Linked DNA regions of Homo sapiens: region 2 is linked to region 1. Evidence: read pairs that join two places in POLR2A ChIA-PET (ENCODE). Cell type or tissue: OCI-LY7. All regions are shown on one strand. Links, peaks and the distances in the headings refer to the core of each region. The heading gives the core; the rest is flanking DNA.

Region 1 (14,943 bases), core at 5,587-10,586:
GGGTGGTCTCAAACTCCTGATCTTAAACTCCCAGACTCAAGTGATCCTTCTGCCTCGGCCTCCCAAAGTGCTGAAATTATAGGCATGAGCCACCACACCCTGCCAGTATTTTGCTCTTGAATCAAAAAATCCTGCTGAATTCTCTTGTTAGTTCTAACAGTTAGTTTATATATTTTATGGAGTTGGGGTCAACCCTGTTATTTGAGATTAGCAATCATTGTATTTCTTCCTTCCCAATATTTTTTATTTTTTTGAGACAGTCTTGCTCTGTCGCCCAGGCTGGAGTGCAGAGGTGCAATCTCGGGTCACTGCGACCTCAGCCTCCCGGGTTCAAGCAATTCTTATGCCTCAGTCTCCGCACAGCTGGGACTACAGGCTTGCGCCACCACGCCCGCCAATTTTTTGTATTTTTTTTTTTTTTTTGAGACACAGTCTCTCTCTGTCGCCCAGGCTAGAGTGCAGTGGCATGATTTCGGCTCACTGCAACCTCTGCCTCCCGGGTTCATGCCATTCTCCTGCCTCAGCCTCCCGAGTAGCTGGGATTACAGGCACCTGCCACCGTGCCCGGCTAATTTTTGGTATTTTTAGTAGAGTCAGAGTTTCACCATGTTAGCCAGGATGGTCTTGATCTCCTGACCTCGTGATCCGCCCGCCTCGGCCTCCCAAAGTGCTGGGATTACAGGTGTGAGCCACCGCGCCTGGCCAATTTTTAGTATTTTTTAGTAGAGATGGGGTTTCGCCATATTGCCCAGACTGGTCTCAAACTCCTGAGCTCAGGCAATCTGCCTGCCTTGGCTTCCCAAAGTGTTAGGATTACAGGCGTGAGCCACTGCGCCTGGCCCTTTCGCAGTCTTTATTACACTGTTTGTATTTGTCTTCTTGCTTTAGCTAGATCCTTAAATACAGAGTTTAATAGTTTTCATTATAACAGGCATACTTCTCCCCCCTGATTTTAAAGGGAATAATTTTGAAGTTTAAGCTTTTGATATAATGGTTGCTCTAGGGTTTTTCTTTTCCCTTTTTTTTTTTTTTACAAGATATCCTTTTATTTGCTTGAGGAAGTTCCTTTATATTCCTAATTAGCTAAAAGAGGTCTTTTGCATACTTGTTTTTTTTTTAATGTAATAAAGGGGTTGACTCTGTGATTCTTTAACTAACATCTAAAATTGACCCTGAGCTAATTAATTCTCAATCTTTCATGTTTTCTCGTATTTGCATTTCAGATTATACGTTTCCCTCCAGGCATTGCTCTCTGTCTGCTTCCCTTGAGTTCTGATAAGTAGAACTTTCATTGTCAATTTCAAATAGTCTGTAATTTTATTATGGATTATTTTACATTTCCAAATACATTGGAGATTTTTGGCTAGAAATGTATTACTGATTTTTATTAAAGTGTAATTTACATAAGGGAAATGCACAGACTTTTGTTTTGTTTTGTGACAGGGTCTTGCTCTGTCACCCAGGCTGGAGTGCAGGGGTGCAATTACACAGCTCACTGCTACCTCTGCCTCCTGAGCTCAAGTGATCCTCCCTCCTCAGCCTCCCAACTAGCTAGGACCACAGGTGCGTGCCATCACGCCTCACTAATTGTTTTACTTTTTAGGGTCTCCTTGTGTTGCCCGGGCTGGTCTCGAACTCCTGACCTCAAGTGATCTGCCTGCCTCGGCCTCTGAAAGTGTGGGGATTACAGGCATGACCCGTCACACCGGGCTGGAATGCACGGATCTTATATGCTACAAATTAAAGAATCTTCACAGCTACGCACAGTGGTGTGACCCTTATCAAGAGACAGAACATTTCTGTCACTGGCAAAATTCCCCCACGCCCTCCTCCACAATAGGCAACCGCTATACTGATTTCTTTCTTTTTTTTTTTTGAGACAAGGACTCAGTCTGTCACCCAGGCTGGAGTGTAGTAACGCAGTCTCGGCTCACTGCAACCTCCGCCTGCTGGGTTCAAGCGATTCTCATGCCTCAGGCTCCGGAGTAGCTGGGATTACAGGCATGCATCACCATGCCCAGCTCATTTTTTTGTTTTTTTAGTAGAGATGAGGTTTCACCATGTTGGCCATGCTACTCTCGAACTTCTGACCTCAAATGATCTGCCCTCCTTGGTCTCCCAAACAGCTGGGATAACAGGGGTGAGCCACTGTGCCCAGGCTTATTTATTTATTTTTTTGAGAAGGAGTCTCGCTCTGTAGCCAGGCTAGAGTGCAGTGACGCAATCTCGGCTCACTGCAACCTCCGCCTCCCGGGTTCAAGCAATTCTCCTACCTCAGCCTCCCAAGTAGCTGGGTTTACAGGTGCGCACCACCATGCCCAGCTAATTTTTTGTATTTTTAGTAGAGAAGGGATTTCACTGCGTTAGGCAGGCTGGTTTCAAACTCCTGACCTCATGATCTGCCTGCCTTGGCCTCCCAAAGTGCTAGGATTACAGGTGTGAGCCACCACGCCCAGCATTTTTTAAAAATTTGTTATTATTGTTATTTTTGAGACAGGCTGAAGTTGCCCAGGCTGGAGTGAAATGGCACGATCTCGGCTCACTGCAAACTCCGCCACCCAGTTCAAGCGATTCTCCTGCCTCAGCCTTCTGAGTAGCTGGGATTACAGGCCTGCGCCACCATGCCCGGTTAATTTTGTATTTTTAGTAGATATGGGGTTTCTCCATGTTGGTCAGGCTGGTCTCGAATTCCCTACCTCAGGTGATCTGCCTGCCTCAGCCTCCCAAAGTGCTGGGATCACAGGTGTGAGCCACCGTGCCCAGCCCTTTTTTTTTTTTTCTCGAGATGGAGTTTCACACTGTCACCCAGGCTGGAGTGCAGTGGTGTGATCTTGACTCACTGCAACCTCTGCGTCCAGGGTTCAAACAATTCTCCTGTCTCAGCCTCTCAAGTATCTGGGATGACAGACGCCTGACACCATGCCCAGCTAATTTTTAGCAATTTTAGTAGAGATGGGGTTTCACCATGTTGGCCAGGCTGGCATTATTCTGATTTCTTTCACCACAAATTAACATTCATTTTTCTGAAATTCCATCAAGTTTTGCCTACTGTAGAATTTTTTTTTTTTTTTTTTTTTTTTTTGAGACAGAGTCTCGCTCTGTCGCCCAGGCTGGAGTGCAGTGCCGCGGTCTCGGCTCACCGCAAGCTCCGCCTCCCAGGTTCACGCCATTCGCCTGCCTCAGCCTCCCAAGTGGCTGGGACTACAGGCGCCTGCCACCACGCCCAGCTAATTTTTTTCTATTTTTAGTAGAGACGGGGTTTCACCGTGTTAACCAGGATGGTCTAGATCTCCTGACCTCGTGATACGCCCGCCTCGGCCTCCCGAAGTGCTGGGATTACAGGCGTGAGCCACCGCGCCTGGCTACTTTCACTCAGCATATTGTTTCTTTCTTTTTTTTATTGAGATGGGCTCTGGCTATGTTGCCCAGGCGGGTTTCGAACTCCTGGCCTCAAGCAATGTTCTCGCCTAGGCCTCCCAAAGTGCTGGGATTACAGGCGTGAGCCACCACGCCCGGCTAGCATGCTGTTTGAGAGGCTTCTCCTTGTTGCCTGTGTCTGTAGTTTGCCCCTTTTTACTGCTGAGTAGTATCCATTGTATGAGCATAGAACAATTTGTTTATCCGTTGGCTGTTCATGAACCTCTGGCTTGTTTCCAACATCTGGCTATTTTTTTTTTCTTTTTTCTTTTGAGACAGAGTCTCACTCTGTTGCCCAGGCTGGAGTGCAGTGGCATGATCTCAGCTCACTGCAAACTCCGCCTTCAGGGTTCAAATGGTTATCCTGCCTCAGCCTCCCAAGTAGCTGGGATTACAGGCGCACACAACCACACCCAGGTAATTTATGTATTCTTAGTAGAGACTGGGTTTCACCACATTGGACAGGCTGGCCTCGAACTCCTGACGTCAGGTCATCCATCCACCTTGGCCTCCCAAATTGTACCTCTGGCTATTGTAAATGAAGTTGCTGTGTAAATACTTGAACAAGTCTTTTTTTTTTTTTTTTTTTTTTTTTTTTCAGAGATGGGCTCTTACTCTGTTGCCTAGGCTGGAGTGCAGTGGTGCAATCATAGCTCACTGCAGCCTCAACTTCTGGGATCAGGTGATCCTCCTGCCTCAGCCTCCAAGTAGCTGGGACCACAGACATGTGCCACCACACCCAGCTAATTGTTTTTGTTTTTGTTTTTTGAGACCGAGTCTCTCTCTGTCACCCAGGCTGGAGTGCAGTGGCTTGATCTCAGCTTACTGCAACCTCTGCCTCCTGGGCTCGTGATCCTCCCACCTCAGCCCCCAAGTAGCTGAGACCACAGGCCCACACCACCACGCCCAGCTAATTTTTTTTCTGTATTTTTAGCAGAGACAGTGTTTCACTGTGTTTGCCAGGCTGGTCTCCAACTCCTGACCTCAAGTGATCCGCCCGCCTTGGCTTCCCAAAGTGTTGGGATTACAGGCGCGAGCCACTGTGCCCAGCACTTTTTTTTTTTTGAGATGGAGTCTCGCTCCGTCACCCTGGCTGGAGTCCAGTGGTGCGATCTCAGCTCACTGCAACGTCTGCCTCCCGGGTTCAAGTGATTCTCCTGCCTCAGCCTGCCAAGTAGCTGGGACTACAGGTGCCCGCCACCACGCCTGGCTAATTTTTTGTATTTTTAGTAGAGACGGGGTTTCACCGTGTTAGCCAAGATGGTCTCGATCTGCTGACCTCATGATCCGACCCCCTCAGCTGGGATTACAGGCATGAGCCACCGTGCCTGGCCTGTGCCCAGCCTTTTTAAAAATTATTTGTAGAGACTGAGGCTCCCTATGTTGCCCAATCTGGTCTGGAACTCCTGGGCTCAAGGGATCCTCCCTCCTTGGCCTTCCGAGTAGCTGAGACTACAGGTGTGTGCCCCTCTGCCTGCTAATTTTTAAATTTTTGTAGAGATGAGATCTCCCTATGTTGCCCAGACTGGTCTCATACTCCCAGTTTCAAGTGATCCTCCCGCCTTGGCCTCCCAAAGTGCTGGGATTACGGGCATGAGCCTGTAATCCTGTGCCTGGCCAACTTTTATGTTTAGACCTATGACGTGGGTTAATATTTGTTTATGGTATCCGGGAAGAATTGAGGTTCATTTTTTTCTTCAAATCGACATTGATTCATTCAATGAGGTTAATTGAATTAATCCTTTACACAATTAAATTACCTTGGCACGTTTATTGAAAATCAATTAACCATATGTGAGTGAGTTAATTTCTGGGCTTTCTGTTCTGTTCCATTGATCTATTTGTGTCTCCCTATGACAATACCACATTATCTTGATTGCTGCTGCTTTATGTACATATTTATTTAGAGACAGGTTCTCACTCTGCCACTCAGGCTGGAGTGCAGTGGTGTAATCTTGGCTCACCACAGCCTTGAACTGCTGGGCTCAAGCAATCCTCCTGCCTCAGCCTCCCGAGTAGCTGGGACTACAGGCGCGCACACCACCATGGCCAGCTACTATTTGTATTTTTAGTAGAAATGGGATTTCACCATGTTTGCCAGGATGTTCTTGATCTCTTGACCTTGGATCCACCCGCCTCAGCCTCCCACAATGTTGGGATTATAGGCGTGAGCCACTGCGCCCAGCCAAATTTTATTTTTTGTAAAGAGGGGGCCTCACTATCTTGGCCAGGCTGGTCTCAAACTCCTGGGCTTGGCTGGGTACGGTGGTTCACACCTGTAATCCCAGCACTTTGGGAGGCTGAGGCAGGAGGATTGCTTGAGGTCAGGAGTTCAAGACCAGCCTGGGCAACATAGTGAGACCCCCGTCTCTATTTTTTTAAATTTAAAAGAAACAAAAAAGAACTCCTGGGCTCAAGCAATCCTCCCACCTTAGCCTCCCAAAGTGTTGGGACTATAGGTGTAGCCACTGTGCCCAGCTTACTACAGCTTTAGAAGTCTTGAAATCAGATAGTAAGAATTCTCCAAGTTTGTTCCCTCTCTCTCTCCTTTCTTTCCCTTTTTTCTTTCTTTCTTTTCTTTCTTTCTTTCTCTTTCTTTCTCTCTCTCTCTTTTTCCCTCCCTCCCTGCCTTCCTTCCTTCCTTTCTTTCTCTTTCTTTCTTTTCTTCCTTCCCTTCCTTCTTTCCCTCCTTCCCTCCTTCCTTCCTTCCTTCCTTCCTTCCTTTTCTCTCTCTCTCTCTCTCTCACTGGAGTACAGTGGTCCCATTATAGCTCACAGTAGCCTTGATGTCCCGGACTTAAGCAGTCCTCCTGCCTCAGCCTTCCAGCTGGGACTACAGGTGTCCTCCACCACGCCCAGCTGATTTTTAAATTTTTGGTAGAGATGGGGTCTCAGTATGGTTGTCCAGGCTTGTCTCAAACTCCTGGGTCAAGTGATACTCCTACTTCGACCTTCCTAGGTGCTGGATCACAGGCGTCAGCCACCGCACCCAGCCTTCTCTAAGATTGTGTTGGTTATGCAAGATGATTTGCTTATCTATATCAATTTTATGAAATTTATAGCTCATAAATATCTGTGGAAAAATCATGCTAGGATTAGGACTAGAACTGCACTGAGGATATAGATTCATTTGGGAAGAGCTGACGTCCTAATATGTCAATGTAAATATCTGTCATCTTTAGTTTCTCTCAGCAATGTTTTGTAATTTATTTTATTATATATGTGTATATATTATATATACATATATATATATTTTTTTCTGAGACAGCCTATGGCTCTGTCACCCAGGCTGGAGTACAGTGGTGTGATCTTGGTTCACTGCAACCTTTGCTTCCGAGGCTCAAGCGATCCTCCCACCTCAGCCTGCCAACTAGCTGGAACTACAGGTGCAAGCCGACATGCCCATTTAATTTTTGTTTATTTTTTGTAGAGACAGGGTCTTGCTATGTTGCCTACACTGGTCTCGAACTCCTGGCCTCAAGCCATCCTCCTGCCTTCCTTCTCAAAGTGCTGGGATTGCAGGACTGAGCCACCACGCCCGGCCTTGTAATATCTTTTAAAATCTGTCCTTAAATATTTCTTTTTTTTGAGACAGAATCTTGCTGTGTCACCCAGGCTGGAGTGCAGTGGCGTGATCTTGACTCACTTTAACCTCCATCTCCTGGGTTCAAGCAATTCTTGTGCCTCAGCCTGCGGAGTATCTGTATTTCCTGTTTTTTAATGCTATGGTATTTATTTATTTATTTATTTATTTATTTATTTTGAGACGGAGTGTCACTCTGTTGCCCAGGCTGGAGTGCAGTGGTGTGATCTTGGCTCACTGCAAGCTCTGACTTCTGGGTTCACACCATTCTCCTGCCTCAGCCTCCTGAGTAGCTGGTATTACAGCCGCCTGCCACCACGCCCGGCTAATTTTTTGTATTTTTAGTGGAGACGGGGTTTCACCGTGTTAGCCAGGATGGTCTTGATCTCCTGACCTCGTGATCTGCCCTCTTGACCTCCTAAAGTGCTGGGATTACAGGCATGAGCCACCGCGCCTGGCCTATTTATTCTTTTTATATAGGTATTTTTTAAAGTTTATTTTCCAATAGTACATCGCTAGTATATAGAAATATAATTGAATTTTATATTTGATGTTGTATCTTACAATATGGCTAAATCAGATTATTAGTCTAGTAGCTTTTCTGGATTTGATGGAATTTTCTATGTATATTATTATATTGATATTGGTTATGAATTAATTTTCTTTTCTTTTCTTTCTTTCTTTTTTTTTTTTTTTTTTTGAGACAGAGTCTCGCTCTGTCGCCAGGCTGGAGTGCAGTAGTGCAATCTTTGCTCACTGCAACTTTCGCCTCCCTGGCTCAAGCGATTCTCCTGCCTCAGCCTCCCAAGTAGCTGCAATTACAGGTGCCTGCCACCATGCCTGGCTAATTTTTTGTATTTTTAGTAGAGACGGGGTTTCACCATGTTGGCCAGGCTGGTCTTGAATTCCTGACCTCAAGTGACCCACCTGCCTCGGCCTCCCAAAGTTTTGGGATCACAGGCGTGAGCCACCGCGCCCGGTGTCTAGGAATTTTCTGTGTATATTATATTGGTTATGATTTAATCTTCTTTTCTATCCATATGCATTCTTTTCTTTTTCTTGCTTCACTGTTGTTTTAGGAAAAACCATGTTTTTCCTGCATTCTCATTCCCCCACAGCAGTCAACACAGAGGGAGGCTTCTGTGCCCAAATGTGTGGGGGTTTCCCACAGATCAAGCAGCAGGCACAGCTGGGTGTCCTCCACTCAGCTCTGAGACTGTCTGCCTGGAGATAGAGCTGGATACCACAGGTTGGGGGCTCAGTTCCCAAGACTACCTATCCCCCCAGACCCTGATCACAAGTCTGGGCCTCTCGAACTTTTGACTGACTGGCTTCATGTTGAGGTTCCCAGGACCGTCTTTTGGGGTTCAATTAATTTGCTGGAGTGGCTCACAGCACTCCAGGAAATGCATACATTTACTGGTTTATTAGAAAGGATATTGCAAAAGGGCTGGGCACGGTGGCTCACACCTGTAATCCCAGCACTTTGGAGGCCAAGGCGGGCAGATCACTTGAGGTTGGGAGTTCAAGACCAGCCTGGGCAACATGGTGAAACCCTGTCTCTACTAAAAATACAAAAATTATCTGGACGTGGTGGCGGGCACCTGTAATCCCAGCTACTTGGAAGGCTGAGGCAGGAGAATCGCTTGAGCCTGGGAAGTGGAGGTTGTGGTGAGCCGAGATGCCGCCACTGCACTCCAGCCTGGGCAAGAGAGTGAGACCCTGTCTCAAAAAAAAAAAAAAAAAGAAAAAAGGGCCGGGCGCAGTGGCTCATGCCTGTAATCCCAGCACTTTGGGAGGCCGAGGTGGTCTGATCACTTGAGGTCAGGAGTTCGAGACCAGCCTGGCCAACATGGTGAAATCCAGTCTCTACTGAAAATACAAAAATTAGCCGTGGTGGCATGCACCTGTAATCTCAGCTACATGGGGCGGGGGGTGGGTGGAGTGGCGAATTGCTTGAACCCAGGAGGCGGAGGTTGCGGTGAGCCGAGATCGCACCACTGCACTCCAGCCTGGGGAACAGAGCGAGACTTTGTCTCAAAAAAAAAAAAAAGGACATTGCAAAAAATATGGATGAAGAGCTGACTAGGGCCAGGTCTGGGGCAGGGGCGGTGGAGCTTCCATACCCCTCCCCGTGCCACTTTCCAGGAACCTTCTCTGTTGTGCATCCAGAAGCTCCACCACCCAGTCCTCTTGGATTTTTATGGAGGCTTCATGACGTCAGCTTTCCTTCCCCCAGGGAATAGGGCTGGACACAGTCTGGGAAGGGTCTTAAGACCCACAGTCTTAAGGTGGGGGAAGGTTAGAGTCCTGCCCTGGGGCAGGCAAAAGGAGACCAGGAGAAGGTCAGAGGCTGCCCGAGGCCTAACAGACAACATCATCACAAAACACTGTAGCAAGGACCATGGAGTTAGGAGCCAAGAGCCCCCGCACGAAAAACAACGTAGTTCATAACACCACAACTGTGTGCCGACTAGGCCGGCAATAGGGTGCTGACTGTGGGTGATAAGACGCTGTATATCTGGCCTTGTTCCCAAGCATTAGGCATTACCTTTTTTTTAAATTTTATTTTTATTTATTTATTTTTTATTTTTATTTTTATTTATTTATTTTTTTGAGATGGACTCTTGCTCTGGTCCAGGCTGGAGTGCAGTGGCGCAGTCTTGGCTCACTGTAACCTCCGCCTCCTGGGTTCAAGCGATTCTCCTGCCTCAGCCTCCCGAGTAGCTGAGATTACAGGTGCCTGCCACCACACCTGGCTAATTTTTTGTATTTTGTATGTTTTGTTTTTTTTTTTTTGAGACAGAGTCTCACTCTGTCACCCAGGCTGGAGTGCAGTGGCGTGATCTCGGCTCACTGCAAGCTCTGCCTCCCGGGTTCACATGATTCTCCTGCCTCAGCCTCCCGAATAGCTGGGACTACAGGCACCCGCCAACACGCCCGGCTAACTTTTTTGTATTTTTAGTAGAGACGGGGTTTCACCATGTTAGCCAGGATGGTCTCGATCTCCTGACCTTGTGATCCACCCACCTCGGCCTCCCAAAGTGCTGGGATTACAGGCGTGAGCCACCACGCCTGGCGAGTTTTTGGTATTTTTAGTAGAGACAGGATTTCACCAGGTTAGCCAGGATGGTCTCGATCTCCTGACCTTGTGATCTGCCCACCTCGGCCTCCCAAAGTGCTGGGATTACAGGCGTGAGCCACCGTGCCCAGCGTGCAATTTTTTGTATTTTTAATAGAGATGGTGTTTCACCATGTTGGCCACACTGGTCTCAAACTCCTGACCTCAAGTGATCTGCCTGCCTTAGCCTCCTAAAGTGCTGGGATTACAGGCGTGAACCACCGTGACTGGCCACATTCAGTATTTCGATTCAAATATTGAAAGCATTCAATGGTTGGGCATGATGGCTCATGCCTGTGATCCCAACACTTTGGGAGGCCAAGGCAGGAGGATCATTTGAGCCCAGGAGTTGAAGACCAGCCTGGGCAATATAGTGAGACCCTGTCTGTACAGAAAATAAAAAAACAGGCCAGGCATGGTGGCTCACACCTGTAATCCCAGCACTTTGGGAGGCCAAGGCAGGTGGATCACTTGAAGTCAGGAGTTTGAGACTAGCCTGCCTGGCCAGCGTGGAGAAACCCCTGTCTCTACTAAAAACAGAAAAATTAGCCAGGCGTGGTGACACGTGCCTGTAGTCCCAGCTACTTGGGAGGCTGAGGCAGGAGAATCACTTGAATCCTTGAAAGGCAGAGGTTGCAGTGAGCTGAGATCATGTCACAACACTCCAGCCTGGGTGACAGAGTGAGTCTCCATCTCAAAACAAACAAACAAATAAAATCAAAATAAAAAAATAGGTTGGACATGGTGGTGCGCACCTGTGGTCCCAGCTATGTGGGAAGCTGGGACAGGAGGGTCCGTTGAGCCCAGCAGGTCCAGAAAGTTGCAGTGAGCCATGATCGTGCCGCTGCACTCCAGCCTGGGTGACAAATGGGGACCTTGTTTCGAAAAGAAAAAAAAAGGAAATAAGAAAAAGAAAATGCTGGCCAGGCGCGGTGGCTCACGCCTGTCAATCCCAGCACTTTGGGAGGCCAAGGCGGGCGGATCACGAGGTCAGGAGATAGAGACCATCCTGGCTAACACGGTGAAACCCCGTCTCTACTTAAAATACAAAAAATTAGGCCGGGTGCGATGGCTCACGCCTGTAATCCCAGCACTTTGGGAGGCCGAGGCGGGCGGATCATGAGGTCAGGAGATCGAGACCATCCTGGCTAACACAGTGAAACCCCATCTCTACTAAAAACACAAAAAATTAGCCGGGCATGGTGGCGGGCACATGTAGTCCCAGCGACTCTGGAGGCTGAGGCAGGAGAATGGCATGAACCAGAGATGCGGAGCTTGCAGTGAGCCGAGATCGCGCCACTGCACTCCAGCCTGGGCGACAGAGCGAGACTCCGTTTCCAAAAAAAAAATAAAAAAATTAGCCAGGCATGGTGGTGGGCGCCTGTAGTCCCAGCTACTTGGGAGGCTTAGGCAGGAGAATGGCGTGAACCCAGGATGCGGAGCTTGCAGTGAGCCGAGATTGCACCACAGCACTCCAGCCTGGGCAACAGAGCCAGACTCTGTCTCAAAACAAAAAAGAAAATAAAAGGAAAAAGGAAATGCCTTGTGAAGACAGACATACAAGGAGAAGGCAGCTGTGTGATGACAGAGGCAGAGACTGAGGTGACGTGTTCACAAACCAGGAACCCCCTAGGAGACAAACACCAGAAGCTGGAAGAAGCAAGAAGGAATCCTCCCCTATGAGTTTCAGAGACAGCGTGGCCCTGCCGGCAACTTGATTTCAGACTTCTAGCCTCAAGCACTCTGAGACAATATGTTTCTGTTGTTTCAAGCCACCAAGTTCGTAATATTTTTTAAAAAATAATTTTTATATTATCTTTTGTAGAGGCAGGGTTTTGCCATTTTGCCAAGGCTGGTCTCGAACTTATGAGCTCAAGTGATCTGCCTGCCTCGGCCTCCCAAAGTGCTGGGATTATAGGTGTGAGCCACTGTGCCCAGCCCCTGGCGATACTTTTCTATGGCACCCCAGGGAAACTAATATATATGGTGAATTACCTTGATTTATTTTGAAATATTAAACCAAGCTTGCATTTCATTTGGTCACAACATTTTATCCCTTTAATTTATTTAATTCAATTAATTATTATTATTTTTTTTTGAGATGGAGTGAGACTCTGTCGCCCAGGCTGGAGTGCAGTGGCGTGATCTCGGCTCACTGCAAGCTCTGCCTCCTGGGTTCAAGCCATTCTCCTGCCTCAGCCTCCCGAGTAGCTGGGACTACAGACTCCCGCCACCACGCCCGGCTAATTTTTTTGTATTTTTAGTAGAGACGGGGTTTCACCGCGTTAGCCAGGATGGTCTTGATCTCCTGACCTCGTGATCTGCCCGCCTTGGCCTTCCAAAGTGCTGGGATTACAGGCGTGAGCCACCGTGCCCGGCCCCTTTTATTTTATTTATTAAGAGACAGGGTCTCACTCTCTTGCTAGGCTGGAGTTCAGTGGCATGATCACAGCTCACTGCAACCTCCGCCTCCCTGGTTCGAGCGATCCTCTTGCCTCAGCCTCCCAAGTAACTAGGATCACAGACATGTGCCACCATGCCTGGCTAATTTGTGTATTTTTTGTAGAGACAGGGGTCTCACTATTTTGCCCAGGCTGGTCTTGAACTCCTGAATTCCTCCCAACTCAGCCTCCCACAGTGCTGGGATTATAGGCATGAGCCACCGTGCCTGGCTGATTTATCTCTTTCCTCTTACATTTACTATAAGCAGCAAGAAAAAACCAAGCCTCACTTTCAATACTTTGCTTGGAAGTCTTCTTAGTTAAATATCCAAGTTTATAATTTATAAGTTTGGCTTTGCATATAATTCAAAGATACATTCCCGCTAAGATTTCTGAGACTACATAATGGGGTCCCCCTTTCTCCAGTTTCCAAGAACACATTCCTGTTACCTTCTTTTATTTTTTTATTTTTATTTAAAAAAATTTTTTTTGAGACAGAGTCTTGCTCTGTTGCCGAGGCTGGGGTGCAGTGGCACGATCTTGGCTCACTGCAGTCTCCGCCTCCCAAGTTCAAGCAATTCTCATGCCTCAGCTCCTGAGTAGCTGGGACTACAGGCGCTTGCCAACACACCCAGCTAATTTTTTGTATATATATTTTGTAGAGACGGGGTTTTGCCATGTTGCCCAAGCTGGTCTCAAATTCCTGAGCTCAAGCAATCCGCCCACCTCAGCCTCCCAAAGTGCTGAGATTACAGGCATGAGCCACCCCACCTGGCCTGATATTCCTCATTACATTCTGAGCCCTCATCAGCAGCACCTTTAACGTCTGTATTGTTACCAAGAGTCTGTTTGTGACCATTTAGGCATCCTCCCAGATGATTTAGGTTTTCTATACCACGTTCCTCATTTCCTTCTAAAAGTCCTCACTAGCAGAGTTTTTAACTTCCCTATTTCTAGTAACAACCAATTCCAGGAAACCTAAGCTTTTTCTGTATCCACCTCAAAACTTTTCCACTGCCGCTGGCGTGATGGTGCATGCCTACAGTCCCAGCACTTTGGGAGGCTGGGGCAGGAAGATTGCTTGAGCCCAGGAGATTAATGCTGCAGTGAGCTCTGATTGCACCACTGTGCCCTAGCCTAGTCAAGAGAGCAAAACTCTGTCTCTAAAAAAATTTTTTTATAAAAGCAGTGGGCCAGGCATGGTGGCTCATGCCTGTAATCCTGGCACTTTGGGAGGCCAAGTCAGGAGGATAGCTTGAGACTGTCCTTGAGACTGGCCTGGGCAATACAGTGAGACACCATTCTACAAAAAATAAATAGCCTGTAGCTGGGACTACAGGCGTGTGCCACCATGCCTGGCTACATGGCCAATGCCTGCAGTCCCAGCTACGCAGCAGGCTGAGGAAGGAGGATCTCTTGTACCCAGGAGACGGAGGCTGCAGTGAGCCATGATCCTACCACTGCACTCCGGCCTGGGTGTGATAGCAAGACCCTGTCTCAAAAAATTAAAAAAAGGAAGAGTGTTGAGAAGAAATTGGTAGCTTTATAACACAGGGCAAATGCCCACAAGGGTTGTGAGAATGGTGTCTTGCAGCCTAGGCTAGGATCTCAGCTCTGGGATCTTAGGGTGTTGAACTTTTCTGGTCTTGGTTGCCTGCAAAGTACTGATCATACCACTTCCTAAATTTTTTTTATTCTTAGTTTATTTTTATTTTTATTTTTTTGAAAAATAGGTCAGTCACAGTGGCTCACTCTTGTAATCCTAGCACTTTAGGAGGCTGAGGTGGGCAGATTGCCTGAGCTCAGGAGTTCGAGACCACCCTGGGCAACATGGTGAAACCCTGTCTCTACTAAAATACAAAAAATTAGCCAGGCGTGGTGGCGCATGCCTGTAATCCCAGCTACTTGGGAGGCTGAGGCAGGAGAATTGTTTGAACCTGGGAGGTGGAGGTTGTAGTGAGCCAAGATCACACCACTGCACTCTAGCCTGGACGACACAGTGAAACTCTGTCTCAAAAAAAAAAAAAAAGAAAGAAAGAAAATAGAGATGGGGTGTCACTACGTTGCCCAGGCTGGTTTTGAATTCCTGGGCTCAAGTAACCCTCCTGCCTTGGCCTCTCAAAGTGCTATGATTACAGACGTGAGCCACTGCCCCCGGCCAGGATGAGATACATTCTTTTTTTATAAATTCTTTTTTTTTTGAGATGGAGTCTTGCCCTTGCCACCCCAGGCTGGAGTACAGTGGCGTGATCTCAGCTCACTGCAACCTCTGCCTCCCAGGTTCAAGCGATTATCCTGCCTCAGCCTCCCAAGTAGCTGGGACTAGAAGCATGCACCACCATGCCCAGCTTATTTTTGTATTTTTAGTAGAGACGGGGTTT
Region 2 (14,943 bases), core at 3,206-8,205, 810 kb after region 1:
TGCCTGCGGCCCCAGATATTCAGGAGGCTGAGGCAGGAGGATGGCTTGAACCTGGAAGGTGGAGGCTGCCATGATTTCATCACTGCACTCTAGCCTGGGTGACAAGGTGAGACCCTGTCTCAAAAAAACAAAACAAGCAAACCAGCAATGTAAAAATGGGGATAAGCGGCTAGTGATCACAGCCTCTGTGGGTGGGGCCAGCCCCCTTCTAAAGCCCCAGCTGGTGGTTGCCAGGGGACACAGCAGGCCCAGGATGGGGTTAGGGCACCACTGGCCCAAGGAGTCCTGTGAGGGATCCTCAGGTGGGGGCGGGCCCCTGAGGGAGCTGCCTCTGCTTCCTGTCACAGGTGGAGGACAGGCTGGAGAGGGGATCCGTCTGGAGCCCCTTGCCACGCTTCTGGGTCCCCAAGTCCCGCCCCCCTCTGAGCGCTGCAGGAAGAGGAGTTTCAGGCCTGGGCAACCGAGGGCCCCCCAGGACACCCATGGCATCTGCCCGGGGTTCTGGGAAGCCTGTTTTCTCAGCTCAGGTGGGACCCGGGAGCCTGTTTTCTCGGCTCAGGTGGGACTCAGGAGCCAGTGCAGGGAGGTCTGTGCATCTTCTGGGTGTCGTCCTTACCACCATGTGGCTGGGGATTTAGGCAGCAGCCCAGTGGCCTCTTGCTGTGGAGCGCGGGGGCAGCCTCCCGGGCCATCTCTCCCCCCCACTTGCGGGTTCTGCACTGGCCACCTGGGAGGCCCCTCCTTGCTAAGGCCCACACGGCCGTCTGGGGCAGCTAGCCACAGTGATGCCTGCAACCTGGCCGCAGAAACAGGTGCCAAGAAATAACTCAACAGCAGCAGTAGCGACAATGTCCCACGTCCCCAGGATGTTTGCAGAAAGACATCCCCCGGGGATGGGAAAGGTGCTTCCCTTGTCCTGGCCCACACTCTGCACTCGGGGTCCTGGGATGCGCTGGGAGCCTCCAGAGAAGCTGTGGCCATCTCCGCGGGACTCTTTACGTTACTCATGGTGTCGCTCCTCTAACCCAAATGCATTCTTTCCATAGCAGGCTTTTGTTACTAATCACACACTTTTATTATCTCTTTAATTTTTTAATTTGTATTTATTTATTTCTGAGATGGAGTCTCACTCTGTCGTCCAGGCTGGAGTGCAGTGGCACCATCTCGGCTCACTGCAGCCTCCGCCTCCCAGGTTCAAGTGATTCTCCTGCCTCAGCCCCCTCGAGTAGCTGGGATCACAGGTGCCCACCACCACGTCTGGTTAAATTTTGTTTTTGTTCTTGTTGCTGTTTTGAGATGGAGTCTCACTCTGTTGCCAGGCTGGAGTGCAGTAGCACGATCTCGGATCACTGCAAGCTCCGCCTCCCAGATTTAAACAATTCTTCTGCCTCAGCCTCCTGAGTAGCTGGGACTACAGATGCCTGCCACCACGCCCGGCTAATTTTTTTTTTTTTTGTATTTTTAGTAGAGACGGGTTTCACCATGTTAGCCAGGATGGTCTCAATCTCTTGACCTTGTGATCTGCCTGCCTCGGCCTCCCAAAGTGCTGGGATTACAGGCGTGCGCCACCACACCGGCTGATTTTTGTATTTTTCGTAGAGACGGTTTCACCATGTTGGCCAGGCTGGTCTCGAACCCCTGACCTCAGGTGATCCACCCGCCCTGGCCTCCCAAAGTGCTGGGATTACAGGCGTGAGCCACTGCATCCAGCCTAATTTTTAAAATTTTGAATTATTTATTTATGTTTGTTTTATGAGACAACATCTCACTGTCGCCCAAACTGGAGTTCACTGGTGCAATCACAGTTCCCTGTAGCCTCCACCTCCCAGGTTCAAGTGATCCTCCCACCTCAGCCTCCTAAGTAGCTGGGACCAAGGGCTGGTGCTACCACGCTTGGCTAATTTTCTTTGTTTTTTTTTGTAGAGACAGGATCTTGCTCTGTTGCCTAGGCTGGTCTTGAACTCCTGGGCTCAAGTGATCCTCCCGCCTCGTCCTCTCAACGTGTTGGGATTACACGCATGAGCCACTGTGCCTAGCCAAAGTTTACTTTTTATTGTGGTAAAGTAAACATCACATAGAATTTACCATTTTAACCATTTTTTTTAAGTTAAAAAAATATTTTTTCAGAGATAGGGTCTTGCTACGTTGGTCAGGTTGGTCTTGAACTCCTGGCCTCAAGCAATCCTCCTACCTCAGCCTCCCAAAGTGCTAAGATCACAGGTGTGATTAGGTGAATAGGCTGGGCATGGTGGCCATCACACTAGGCCAAGTTAACCATTCTAAGTGTACGGTTCGGTGGCGTTAAGTACATTCACGTTGTGGTACAAACATTGCCATCATCCATCTCCAGAAATTTTTCATCATTTAGTAGTTCCTTTTGTAAAAAAATGTTAAGTTCTGGCTGGGCAAGCTGGCTCACGCCTGTAATCCCAGCACTTTGGGAAGCTAAGGTGGGTGGATCACCTGAGGTCAGGAGTTCAAGACCAGCCTGACCAACATGGAGAAACCCTGTCTCTACTAAAAATACAAAATTAGCTGAGTGTGGTGGCGCATGCCTATAATCCCAGCACTTTGGGAGGCTGAGACGGGCAGATCACCTGAGGTCGGGAGTTCAAGAGCATCCTGACCAACATGGAGAAACCCCATGTCTACTAAAAATACAAAATTAGCCAGATGTGGTGACTCACGCCTGTAGTCCCAGCTACTCGGGAGCCTGAGGCAGGAGAACCACTTGAACCCAGGAGGCGGAGGCTTCAGTGAGCCGAGATTGCACCATTGTACTCCAGCCTGGGAAACAAGAGCAAAACTCTGTCTCCAAAAAAAGAAAAAGTGTGTGTGTGTGTGTGTGTGTGTGTGTGTGTGTGTGTGTGTGTGTGTGTGTTTTGAAACAGGATCTCATTCTGCCACCCAAGCTGGCGGGCAGTGGCACGATCCTGGCTCACTGCAGCCCGGACCTCCTGGGCTCAAGCAATCCTCCTGCCTCAGCCTCCCAAGTAGCTGGGACTACAGGCATGCACCATCATGCCCAGCTAACTTTTATATTTTTAAATAGAGATAGGGTCTCACTAGGCTGCTTAGGCTGTTCTTGAACTCCTGGGCTCAAGCAATCCATCTGCTTCAGCCTCCCAAAGAGCTGGGATTACAGGCATGAGCAACTGTGCCCAGCCTTGAAGAAAACATATGTAACTTTCTTTATAACTTCAGAGTGGAAAAAGGTTACTCTAATCATGATTAAAAATCTAAATACCACAAAACAGATTCAAGGCAAAAATCCTCGGAAGTAAAGTCACAACACAAAGCACACACTAGGAAAAATACTTGCAACTCAGATCTACCAGGCAAAGGGCTCCTAAACGTGTATGAAAGAACACAACCAATAAAAGAAGGCAAAGGAGGTGAATAGATCATCCACGGAAAAAGAAATCCACAGGACAAACATGTGAAAAGGTGTCTGTAATCAGAGAAATGCACATCAGAGAAAGACATTGCCGTTCTGCTTCTTGTCCAGGCGAATCCCCAAATCAGATCTCGTGCCCCAAAGGCACGGCTCAGGGAGCGAGCCCTTGGACGCATTGCTGGTGGAGGGGCCAGGCAGCGGAGCCCCAGGGAAGGAGTCTGGCCACACTGTCCATGAGACCATGGCCCCGATTTGTGCTAGAACCCAGCAATCCCACTACTTCTTTGTCCTTCTCCTCCTCCTCCTTCTCCTCCTCCTCCTCCTCCCTCTTCCTCTTCTTCCCCCTCTTCCTCCTTTTTCTTTCTTTTCCTCCTCCCCCTCCTTCTTCCTCTTCCTCCTTTTTCCTCTTCCTCCTCTTTTTCTTCTTTCTCCTCCTCCTTCTTCTTCTCCTCCTCCCCTCCCCTCTTCTCCTTCTCCTTTCACTCCTCCTCCCTCTCCTTCTCCTCCTTTCTCCTCCCCCTTCTTCTCCTTTCTCCTCCCCCTTCTTCTTCTTCTCCTCCTCCTCCCCTCCCCTCCCCTCTTCTCCTTCTCCTCTCACTCCTCCTCCCTCTCCTTCTCCTCCTTTCCCCCCCCTTCTTCTTCTTCTTCTCCTCCTCCCCTCCCCTCTTCTCCTTCTCCTCTCACTCCTCCTCCCTCTCCTTTCTCCTCCTTTCCCCCCCCTTCTTCTTCTTCTTCTCCTCCTCCCCTCCCCTCTTCTCCTTCTCCTCTCACTCCTCCTCCCTCTCCTTCTCCTCCTCCTTCTTCTTTTTTCTTTTGAGACAAAGTCTCTTCTGCTCAGGCTGGAGTACAGTAGTGCAATCCTAGCTCACTGCAGTCTTGAACTTCCAGGCTGAAGTGATCCTCTAGCCTCAGCCTCCTGAGTAGCTGGGGCCACTGGTGTGTGCCACCACATCCAGCTAATTTTTATATTTTTTTCATAGAGACAGGGTCTCGCTATGTTGCCCAGGATGGTCTTGAACTCCTGGGCTCAAACCATCTTCCTGCCTTGGCCTCCCAAAGTGCTGGGATTACAGGTGTGAGCTACAGCACTCAGCCTCAGAAATCCCGTTTCTGAAACTTGTGCCATTCACCTGCTTGTTCATATGTAAAAGGGACAGGTGCAAGGATCACCACGGTGACATCGATGGTCATTGTGACCGACTGAAAACAGCCAAGCTGCCATTGTTGAGGGCCTAGCTAAGTCACTTAGCAAGCCACAGAGCAGAGTACTATGCAGCTATGAAAAAGAAAGCAGAAGACCTCTGCGTGCTGATTTGGAAGGTCTTCTGGGGTACATTGTTAATGAAAAAGCAAGGTGCAGAACTGGTGTATAATATGCTACCTTGAGTGTAAGAAAGGGCAGGAGAGAAAAATGTAGATTCGTGTTTGCACCAGTACAAGGAAGACTGGAGGGATGAACAAGAAGCTAATAGAGGCCGGGCCAGGTGCAGTGGCTCACGCCTGTAATCCCAGCACTTTGGGAGGCCGAGGTGAGTGGATCACGAGGTCAGGAGATTGAGACCATCCTGGCTTACACAGTGAAACCCCGTCTCTACTAAAAATACAAAAAAATTGGCCGGGCGTGGTGGGCGCCTGTAGTCCTAACTACTCGGGAGGCTGAGGCAGGAGAAAGACGTGAACCTGGGAGGTGGAGCTTGCAGTGAGCCGAGATCGCGCCACTGCACTCCAGCCTGGGCGACAGAGCGAGACTCTGTCTCAAAAAAAAAAAAAAAAGAAGAAGCTAATAGAGGCCGGGCACAGTGGTTCACGCCTGTAATCCCAGCACTTTGAGAGGCCACGGCAGGAGGATTGCTTGGGGCTAGGAGTTCAACACCAGACTAGGCAATGTGGCAAGACCTCATATCTACAAAAAGTTTTAAAATTAGCCAGACATAGTGGCACATGCTTGTAGTCCTAGCTGCTTGGGAGGCTGAAGTGTGAGGATCGCTTGAGCCCAGGAGTTCAAGGCCAGCCTGGGCAACAGAACAAGACCCTGTCTCTACAAAATATGAAATAGCTAGGCTCATGCCTGTAATCCCAGCACTTTGGGAGGCTGAGGCAGGCAGATCACTTGAGCTCAGGTGTTCAAGACCAGCCTGGCCAACATGGTGAAACCTGTCTCCACTAAAAATATAAAAAACTAGCCAGGCGTGGTGGCAGGTACCTGTAATCTCAGCTAATCAGGAGGCTGAGGCAGGAGAATCACATGAACCCAGGAGGAGGTTGCAATGAGCTGAGATAGCGCCATTGCACTCCAGCCTGGGTGATAGAGTAAGACTCAGTTTCAAAAAAATTAAAAAAAAATTAGCAGGGCCCTATGGTGCACACCTGTAGTTCCAGCTACTCAAGAGGCTGCGGTGGGAGGATCGCTTGAACCCAGGGGTTTGAGGCTGCAGTGAGCTAAGATTGTGCCGTTACACTCCAGCCTGGGCAAGAGAGCGAGACCCTGTCTCTAAAAAATAAAAAGAAAAGCCAGTAGAAACAGGTGCCTTTGGCGGGGTGGACGGGGCAGGGTGAGAAACCAGACTTCTCTGGAAAACCCGTTTTATGTTCTTTTGGCTGTCGTCAGGCCACATATTCAAAACTATACAATTCAATGTAAAGTGAGATAGAGGAAAGAATGGCTGCCTCGTGGGGTGGTTGTGTGGGTTCAGGTTCTAAGGGGCCATGCAGACCTTTGCCCCATGCCTTGGTGAATGTCCCTGTGATTACGGCTTTATGGCAGAGGCAGCCTTAGTTACGCCCGGATAGGCTGTCCCTGTTTGCCCCGGGAAGAGCGGTGTGGCAGCCGGGGCTCTGGGACTGGGGTACAGAGCGGGGTCTGCCCCAGGACCCCAGCGGTGCAGGGCTGGTTCTTGCAGGGAGACGAGTCCAGTTGCACCATGAGCCCGGGGCGCCCCGGGAGGGGTGGGGTCCCTCCTACCCTCGCTTCTTCCTGAGAGTTGGAGGTATGCAGGGTAACCCGGGGGACTCAGGTGGCCCCGGCTGAGGTCGGGGAAAGGAAGGGACACGGAGACCACCAGGATCAATTCTACTGCAGGGAGAAGACAGGCAGGAGCCCTGAGCATGGCGTGTGAGAGGTGGCCCCAACAGTTCTACCCTCAGGATGCCCACAGGCTCTCCCCCAGGGACTCAGATCCCAGAAAAGTGGAGACTGGAGCCCGGAACAGGCTGGACTTCAGGACCCCCGGCCACATCCCACCCCGAGCTCGGGAAGTTCAGCGTGGCTCCCCGGGAGCTAAAGGGGGCCCAGTGTCTGCACCCCACGCCTCGGGAAGGGGCAGCCTCTGCAGGCAGGTGCTTGCTGACCGCCACACACGATGCATGCTTCTCTGCAGGACGGCAGGGCTCAGCGGCACCCCTTCGTCTCCAGCACTCCCTGCCCCCGTGAGGAGGAGAGGGGATGTGACTCTCTCGGCAGAGGCAGGGCCACACCTCGACCTGGTCCGCCTGCATGCTCAGGGCTGTCTTGGGTGCGGCAGGCTCAGTCCTGTGCCCTTGGAAGGCTCCACCTGAACAAAGGCCCTCCCAGGAGTGTGGGGGCCCCCTGGCTGGGTCCCAGTGTTCAGGCTCCTCCCAGGAAGCAGTGATGGGCTGGGGCTGTTGGGATGGCGGGGGACCTCTGCCTGTGCAGGGAGCAGAGGGAAAAGGGGTCCCTGTGCATGTCAAATCTGGGAGAGGTACAAAGAGCCCCGGAGAGGGAGGAGGTGGGATCTGACTTCCCAATGCTTCACCACTTGCCCTGAGGGCACGGCTGCCACCCTTGAGCCCGCTCCTCATCCCTAAAATAGAAACAGGATCGACTTGAGGGCCAGACACGGGGAAGTTCGTTGTAAACTGCAAAGCATTCTCAAATGAAAAGACCGGCTGGGCGCAATGGCTCACGCCCAGGACTTTAGGAGGCCGAGGTGGGCAGATCACCTGAGGTCAGGAGTTCGAGACCAGCCCGGCCAACATGGTGAAACCCCGACTCTACTAAAAATGCAAAGATTAGCCGAGCTACGATGGCGCCATTGCACTCCAGCCTGGGTGCCAGAACGAGACCCTGTCTCCAAAAAAAAAACTCAAAACAAACAAAAACACAGTAGTTCCCACCCAGTGGTGACCTGGCCTCTGGGGGTCCCTCGGCCTGGACAGCTTCCTGCATCCTTGGTTGTCATGCCGGTGGTGGGGGAGGTGACCAAATTTCTCTCCTGGAGCAAAACCCAATCAGGCTTCTCTGGCTCTTTCTTTGCTTTTTTTTTGAGACGGAGTCTCGTTCTGTCACCCAGGCTAGAGTGCAATGGCGTGATCTCAGCTCACTGCAAACTCCGCCTCCCAGATTCAAGCGATTCTCCTGCTTCAGCCTTCTGAGTAGCTGGGATTACAGGTGCCCAACACCACACCCAGCTACTTTTTTTGTATTTTTAGTAGAGACTGGGTTTCACCATGTTGGCCAGGCTGGTCTCGAACTCCTGACCTCAGGTGATCCACCCACCTTGGCCTCTCAAAGTGCTGGGATTACAGGCGTGAGCCACCATGCCTAGCCTAATTTTTTTGTTTTTTATTTTGTGTTGAGAAAGACAGGGTCTCACTCTATTGCCCAGGCTAAGGTGCAGCAGCATGATCATCACTCACTGCAGCCTCGACCTCCTGAGCTCAAGTGATCCTCCCACCTCAGCCTCCCAAAGGGCTGGGATCACAGGCATCACCCACGGCTCCAGGCTGCCTTCCCATCTTCCACAAGCATCATTGAATGATGTCTTCTTTTTCTCTAACAGGGAGTTGCTGCTGGCGTGGAGTAAGCGGGAGCCAGGGAGGCTGGTCAACACCTGCGTGCACAGGACAGACCCACAGCAAAGAATCTTCCACCCACGGGCTGGGGTTGGGGCACCTGTTCCGGGGAAGCCCAAGTCCCTCTGTGACAGCCTTTCCCTCATGCTCAGACAACAGCAAGAAGCCAATTAAGAGCTGCCAAGGTTGAGTTTCTTTTGGGTGCCAGTCACTGGGTCAGGTATTCCACATTCCTCCATTAGACTCTTCCAAAGGGCCTGGCGAGACAGCCAATACGGTTCGGCTGTGTCCCCACCCAAATCCCATCTTGAGTTGTAGCTCCCGTAATTTCCCCATGTTGTGGGAGGGACCCTGTGGGAGGTAATTGAATCACGGAGGTGGTTTCCCCCACACTGTTCTCGTGGTAGTGAATAAATCTCACGAGATCTGATGGTTTTATCAGGGGAAACCCCCTTGGGCCTGACTCTCATTCTGTCTCTTGTCTGCCACCACGTGAGATGCGCCTTCTGCCTTCCGCCATGATTGTGAGGCCTCCCCAGACACGTGAAACTGTGAGTTTATTAAACCTCTTTTTCTTTATAAATTATCCAGACTCAGGTATGTCTTTTTTTTTTTTTTTGAGATGGAGTCTTACTCTGTCGCCCAGGCTGGAGTGCAGTGGCACAATCTCGGCTCACTGTAACCTCCACCTCCCAGGTTCAAGTGATTCTCCTGCCTCAGCCTCCCAAGTAGCTGGGATTACAGGTGTGCACCACCATGCCTGGCTAATTTTTGTATTTGTAGTAGAGACGGGGTTTCACCATGTTGGCCAGGCTGGTCTCGAACTCCTGACCTCAAGTGATCCACCTGCCTCAGCCTCCCAAAATGCTGGGATTACAGGCGTGAGCCACTGTGCCCAACCAGGGTATGTCTTTTTCAGCAGCATGAGAACAAACTAATACAACAGCATTGTGGTCTCCCAGGAGGACCAGAGAGCCAGGACCGTGGCCCATAGACGTGCGTGCAGGTGAAATCAGGCTTGTCCTAGCCTTGTTCATAATCGCCCCAGACTGAAACCGCCCAGGAGTCCACCACCCGGGAGACATGCCTCATTCCCGGACATTTGCGGTCCACAGCCTGGGCAACAGCCACGTCACCTTTCATGATGTCACACATGGCATTTTCCAGAGAGGGCTGTAGCAATCTCTCCTGTCCTCACGTTCTCATTACGGTGACCTCACCACTCTTCCAGCAAGAGGCCGAGTAGGGCCCTCACCCCGTGAACCTGGGCCGACTTACGACAGCCTTGGCCAGCAGGGGACAATGACGGTGATGTCATGGGACGTCCAGGGTTGGGTCCATGAAAGGCAATTGTTTGTTTTTTCAAAACACCAACTGCATGAGTCAGAGGTCTCCAGAAAAACAGACGCAAGAGGACGCAGAGAGAGGGATGTGGGGAGACGTATTATGAGGAATCGCTTCATGCAGTCCGTCCGCAACCCGGAGATCCCAGAACGCTGCTGATGAAACTCCCCTGCGCACAAAGGCCTGAGAGCCAGGGGAGGTGATGGTGGAAATCCTAGTCTGAGGATGAAGGCCCAAGGGGGAACTGGGGAAAGTCCCAGATCCAGAAGCCCAAGAACCAGCAGCTCTCATGACCAAGGGCAGGAGAAGGAGAGAGAGAGAAGTCAGCCTTCCTCCACCTTCTGTTCCAGTTGGACCCTCCGTGGATCGGATGTTACCTGCTCTCACTGGGGACGGGGGGCGCCTCTTCACTGGGTCCACTGATCTACTGTTGATCTCTTCCAGAGACACCCTCATGGACACCCCAAGAAAGAATGTTTTAGGCCAGGTGCAGTGGCTAGGGCCTGTAATCCCAGCACTTTGGGAGGCTGAGGCAGAAGGACAGCTTGAGCCTGGGAGGTCAAGACCAAGCTGGGCAACATAATGAGACCCCATCTCTAAAAAAGTATCAAAAAATGGCTGGGCGCGGTGGCTCACGCCTGTAATCCCAGCATTTGGGAGGCTGACACAGGCAGATCACTTGAAGTCAGGAGTTCAAGACCAGCCTGGCAAACATGGTAAAAGCTACTCTACAAAGAATACAAAAATTAGCCTGGCGTGGTGGCATGCACCTGTAACCCCAGCTACTCGGGAGGATGAGAGAGGAAAATCGCTTGAAATGGGGAGGCGGAGGTTGCAGTGAGCCGAGATTGTGCCACTGCACTCCAATCTGGGCTATGTAGTGAGACTCCATCTCAATTAAAAAAAAAACAGTATTCAAAAAATTAGCTAGGCATGGTGGTGCGTGCCTGTGGTCCCAGCTACTCAAGAGGCCAAAGTGGGAGGATCGCTTGAGCCCAGGAGGTCGAGGCTGCAGTGAGCTATGATTGTACCACTGCACTCCAACCTGGGCAATAGAGCAAGACCCTATCTCAAAAAAAAAAAAACAAACAAAAACCTGTTATACCGTCTGTCTGCCATCCCTTAGCCCCGTCAAGTTGACATAAAATTAACCAAGAAAGGTTAAACTCTGTGAGATGAATGCACACATCACAAAGAAGTTTCTCAGAAAGCTTCTCTTCAGTTTTTATCTGAAGATATTTCCTTTTTCACCATAGTCCTCAAAGCGCTCTAAATATCCATTTGCAGATTCTACAAAAAGAGTGTTTCCGAACTGCTCCATCAAAAGAAAGGTTCAACTCTGTGAGATGAACGCACACATCACAAAGAAATTTCTCAGAATGCTTCCGTCTAGTTTCTATATGAAGATATTTCCTTGTTCACCATATGCCTTAAACTGCTCACAAATATCCCTCTGCAAATAATACAAAAAGACTGTTTCCAAACTGCTCCATCCAACACCAACTGGTGTCCTACGAGTCACTACTTGGAGTTACTGTGGAACCCACAGGTTAAGGACTTGGTCCCCCCACACTATCCTCACTTTAGCTGCCAGCCACAGAAGGGGTCCCCAGGCTACTAGATAGCTTCAGGATGGGGTCTGGGGGCCTTCACTTGGCTGAGGACAAATGTGGGCCTTCCCATGACCTCCCCACTCATTATCCAGTGTGATAATTCGCTATCACAGGACAACTCATGGGTTGTGAGTTGTGATTAGAGTTTATTATAAGGGGTACAGCTCAGGACTAGCCATGTGGACTTACCACATAAGGCAGGGAAGTGGGACACACAGGCACCCATGCCCTCTCCAGGAGCTTCGCCTACTGGCACGAGGATACAGCTCAGAAGCTCCCTGAGTGGCTGGGTGCAGTGGCTCACACCTGTAACTCCAGTGCTTTGGGAGGCTGAGGCGAGTGGATCGCTTGAATCCAGGAGCCCCGTGCACCTGGAAGGCCAGCCTGGGTGACGTGGTGAAACCTCATCTCTACAAAAAATACAAAAATTAGCCAGATATGGTGGTGCGCACCTGTAGTCTCAGCTACTCTGGAGGCTGAGGCACGAGAATTGCTTGAACCTGGGTGGCAGAGGTTGCAGTGAGCTGAGATCCCACCACTGCACTCCAGCCTCGGTGACAGAGTGAGACTCTGTCTCAAAAAAAAAAAAAGAAAAGAAAAGAAAAGAGAAAAGAAACTCCCTGAGCCCTGTGGTTCTGAGTTCAGTATCCAGGTCTCATGACATACGCATGCTTGGTTAAACCACTGGCCGTTGTGATTTAACCCTATCTTCAGCTCCCCATCCCTGGAGTTCGGGAGTGGGTAGGTGGAGTGGAGTGAAGGTTCCAACTCAGTAATCACATGGCGACCGGGTACAGTGGCTCTCACCTGCAATCCCAGCACTTTGGCAGGCCCAGGCAGGAGGATTGCTTCAGGCCAGGAGTTCAAGACCAGCCAAGGCGACCTAGCAAGACTCCATCTCTACCAAAAAAAATAAATAAATCAGGGGCTGGGCACAGTGGCTCATGCCTGTAATCCAAGCACTTTGGGAGGCCAAGGCAGGTGGATCTCCTGAGGTCAGGAGTTCGAGACCAGCCTGGCCAACATGGTGACACCCCATCTCTACTAAACATACACAAATTAGCCGGGCGTGGTGGCGGGTGCCTGTAATCCCAGCTACTCAGGAGGCTGAGGCAGGAGAATCTCTTGAACCCGGGTGGTGGAGGTTGCAGTGAGCCGAGATTACGCCACTGCACTCCAGCCTGGGCGACAAGAGCGAAACTCCATCTCAAAAACAAAACAAAACCAGGGAAGTGTGGTGGTGTGCACCTGTGGTCCCAGCTACTTGGGAGGCCGAGACGGGAACGTGCTTTTCTTGAGCTGAGGAGTTCGAGGCTGCAGTGAGCCATGATTACGCAGCCTGGGCGACAAAGCCAGACCCTGTCTCTATTTAAAATAAGAACAATAATCATACGATTGGTTCCTCTGGGGACCAGCCCCTGTCCTGGAGCTATCTGTGACTTCACCCTAAGCCACCTCATTAGCAGAAACTCAGATAGGTGGCTTGTTATAACAAAAGACACTCCTGCCACTCAGGAAATTCCTGGTGCCAGGAACCCAGAACAAAAACCTTATCTATCTATAAGGATATACATTTTTTAATAGAGATGGGGTCTTGCTATGCTACCCAGGCTGGCCTCAAACTCCTGGGCTCAAGTGATTCCCCTGCCTCAGCCTCCCAAAATGCTGGGGTTACAGGTGCGACCCACTGCACCTCGCTCATTTTTTGTTTTGTTTTTATTTTTGGTTTTTTTTTTTTTTTTTGAGACAGTGTCTCACTGTCACCTAGGCTGGAGTGCAATGGCATTATCTTGGCTCACTGCAACCTCTGACTCTGGGGTTCAGGCGATTCTCCTGTCTCAGCCTCCCGAGTAGCTGGGACTATAGATGCCCGCCACCACACCCGGCTAATTTTTCTATTTTTAGTAGAGACGGGGTTTCAATATGTTGGCCAGCCTGGTCTCAAACTCCTGACCTCGTGATCCTCCCGCCTTGGCCTCCCAGAGTGCTGGGATTACAGGTGTGAGCCACTGCACCCAGCCTGTATTTTTTATTATGCTGTGTTATACGGAAATATGGCTCACTGTCCCCAGGGCCTCTTCCCCTTGGAAGCAAGAGCACCATGTGGTAAGGACATTCATGCCATCTGTAGACCCTCCTTGTCAGGTCCCAGCCTGTAGCCGGCATTAAGCAGGAAGGCTGAGGCGGGAAGCCGGTGAGATGCACCAGCCCCAGCCGTGTCGTCTGCACCTGCAGGACAGAAGCCCCCGGGTAAGATCCCTCTGCTCACCCAGTCAAGCCGGAACCGTGAGAGGTCATGGCGAATGGCCACTGTAAATAACCCTCAGGATGACAAATGCTGATTTGCACTTGGAGTCAGGACTCCTGGAGAGTCCACCCTCTTCTCCCTATGCTGGTGGTTCCCCAGCCCGGGAATGTCACACTGCACCAACCCAACCTGGGAAGCTCTGTCCCTGACTGTAATGTCTGAGCCAAAAGTCAGGACGCATGATCTGGTGTGAGTTTGTTGTGGCACGACTCAGTGAAAGAAATGCCATCTGGGAACTGCGATAGGACATGGGTTGGAATCCCTGGGACATGTATTGGCTTTTTTTTTTTTGTTTTTTTAAAGGAAAGTTCGGCCGGGCGCGGTGGCTCACGCCTGTAACCCCAGCACTTTGGGAGGCTGAAGCGGGTGGATCATGAGGTCAGATCGAGACCATCCTGGCTAACACGGTGAAACCCCGTCTCTACTAAAAATACAAAAATTAGCCGGGCGTGGTGGCGGGCGCCTGTAATCCCAGCTACTCAGGAGACTGAGGTCGGAGGATTGCTGGAACCCGGGAGGCGGAGCCTGCAGTGAGCGGAGATTGCGCCACTGCACTCCAGCCTGGGTGACAGAGCGAGACTCCATCTCAAAAATAAATAAATAAATAAATAAAAAATAAAAATAAAAGGAAAGTTCATGAGGTTATTTTTCTCCTTTCCAACATAATGTATCGGCTCATTGCAGAAAATGTGAACAATCCCCTGTACAATCCCCAGCAGTGTCGGGGAGATTTCGATGGTTTATGGGGACAGTGGGACACAAGGTAAAAAATCAGGACTGCCCTGGACAGGGCCAGCAGCATAAGGTCCTAGCTCAGGTGCCTGCCCACCTCGCTCCTCCCAGCCTAGGAAGGGAGAGGGAAGGAGGCAGGGGCAGAGGGGCTGGAGCTCAGGTTCTCGGTCTATGCCCTCCAGGAGAAGCGCTCTGCACCGCAGAAGGGAGCCTCCCCACACAGCCCCACCGTATGCTGGCTCTGACCTTCAGCTCTCCCAGCCCACGCCCTTGACCTCTGCCCTCCTCTCCACCATTGCTCACCAGTCACAAGGTGCCCCCAGAAGCGTCCATCACCACAAAGACAAACAAACAAAGAGCCTAGGCCGGCTCACGCCTGTAATCCCCACACTTTGGGAGGCCGAGGCGGGCAGATCACTTGAGGTCAGGAGTTCGAGACCAGCCTGGCCATCACGGTGAAACCCCCGTCTCTACTAAAAATGCAAAAATTAGCTGGGCGTGGTGGCGCGTGCCTGTAATCCCAGCTACTTGGAAGGCTGAGGCAGGAGATACGCTTGAACCTGGGAGGCAGAGGTTGCAGTGAGCTGAGCATCACCACACTCCAGCCTGGGCGATAAGAGCAAGACTCCACCTCAAAAAAAAAAATTTATATTAAAAAAAAACACCAAAAAAAAAAACAACTAAATGCCCCTCCAGGGCCTCAGCCTCTCCAGGGAGACAGTTGGAATGTGGGTGAG

The links. Peaks named below come from ENCODE experiments on the same cell type or tissue, not always from the same donor. Only the 100,000 strongest peaks of a DNase experiment are listed, where the experiment ranks them.
Region 2: POLR2A ChIA-PET joins it to region 1 with 10 read pairs; 2 of 35 experiments call an interaction of 5 or more read pairs at or near these places.

What each region holds. Positions count from the first base shown.
Region 1 is chr7:2,323,942-2,338,884 of GRCh38, reverse strand. It overlaps a transcript of SNX8 not described here. Among named protein-coding and RNA genes, the nearest start is that of SNX8, 17 kb to the right of the region's middle. In OCI-LY7, for the core only: no CTCF peak of the experiment used is centred there; no DNase peak of the experiment used is centred there.
Region 2 is chr7:1,515,335-1,530,277 of GRCh38, reverse strand. It overlaps LOC124901572 (a long non-coding RNA gene), which reads left to right and starts at 4,669. Exons shown (of 2, transcript XR_007060187.1): 1 at 4,669-4,926; 2 at 8,197-8,639. RefSeq lists enhancers at 6,137-6,859, 9,451-9,745, 9,230-9,768. In OCI-LY7, for the core only: no CTCF peak of the experiment used is centred there; no DNase peak of the experiment used is centred there.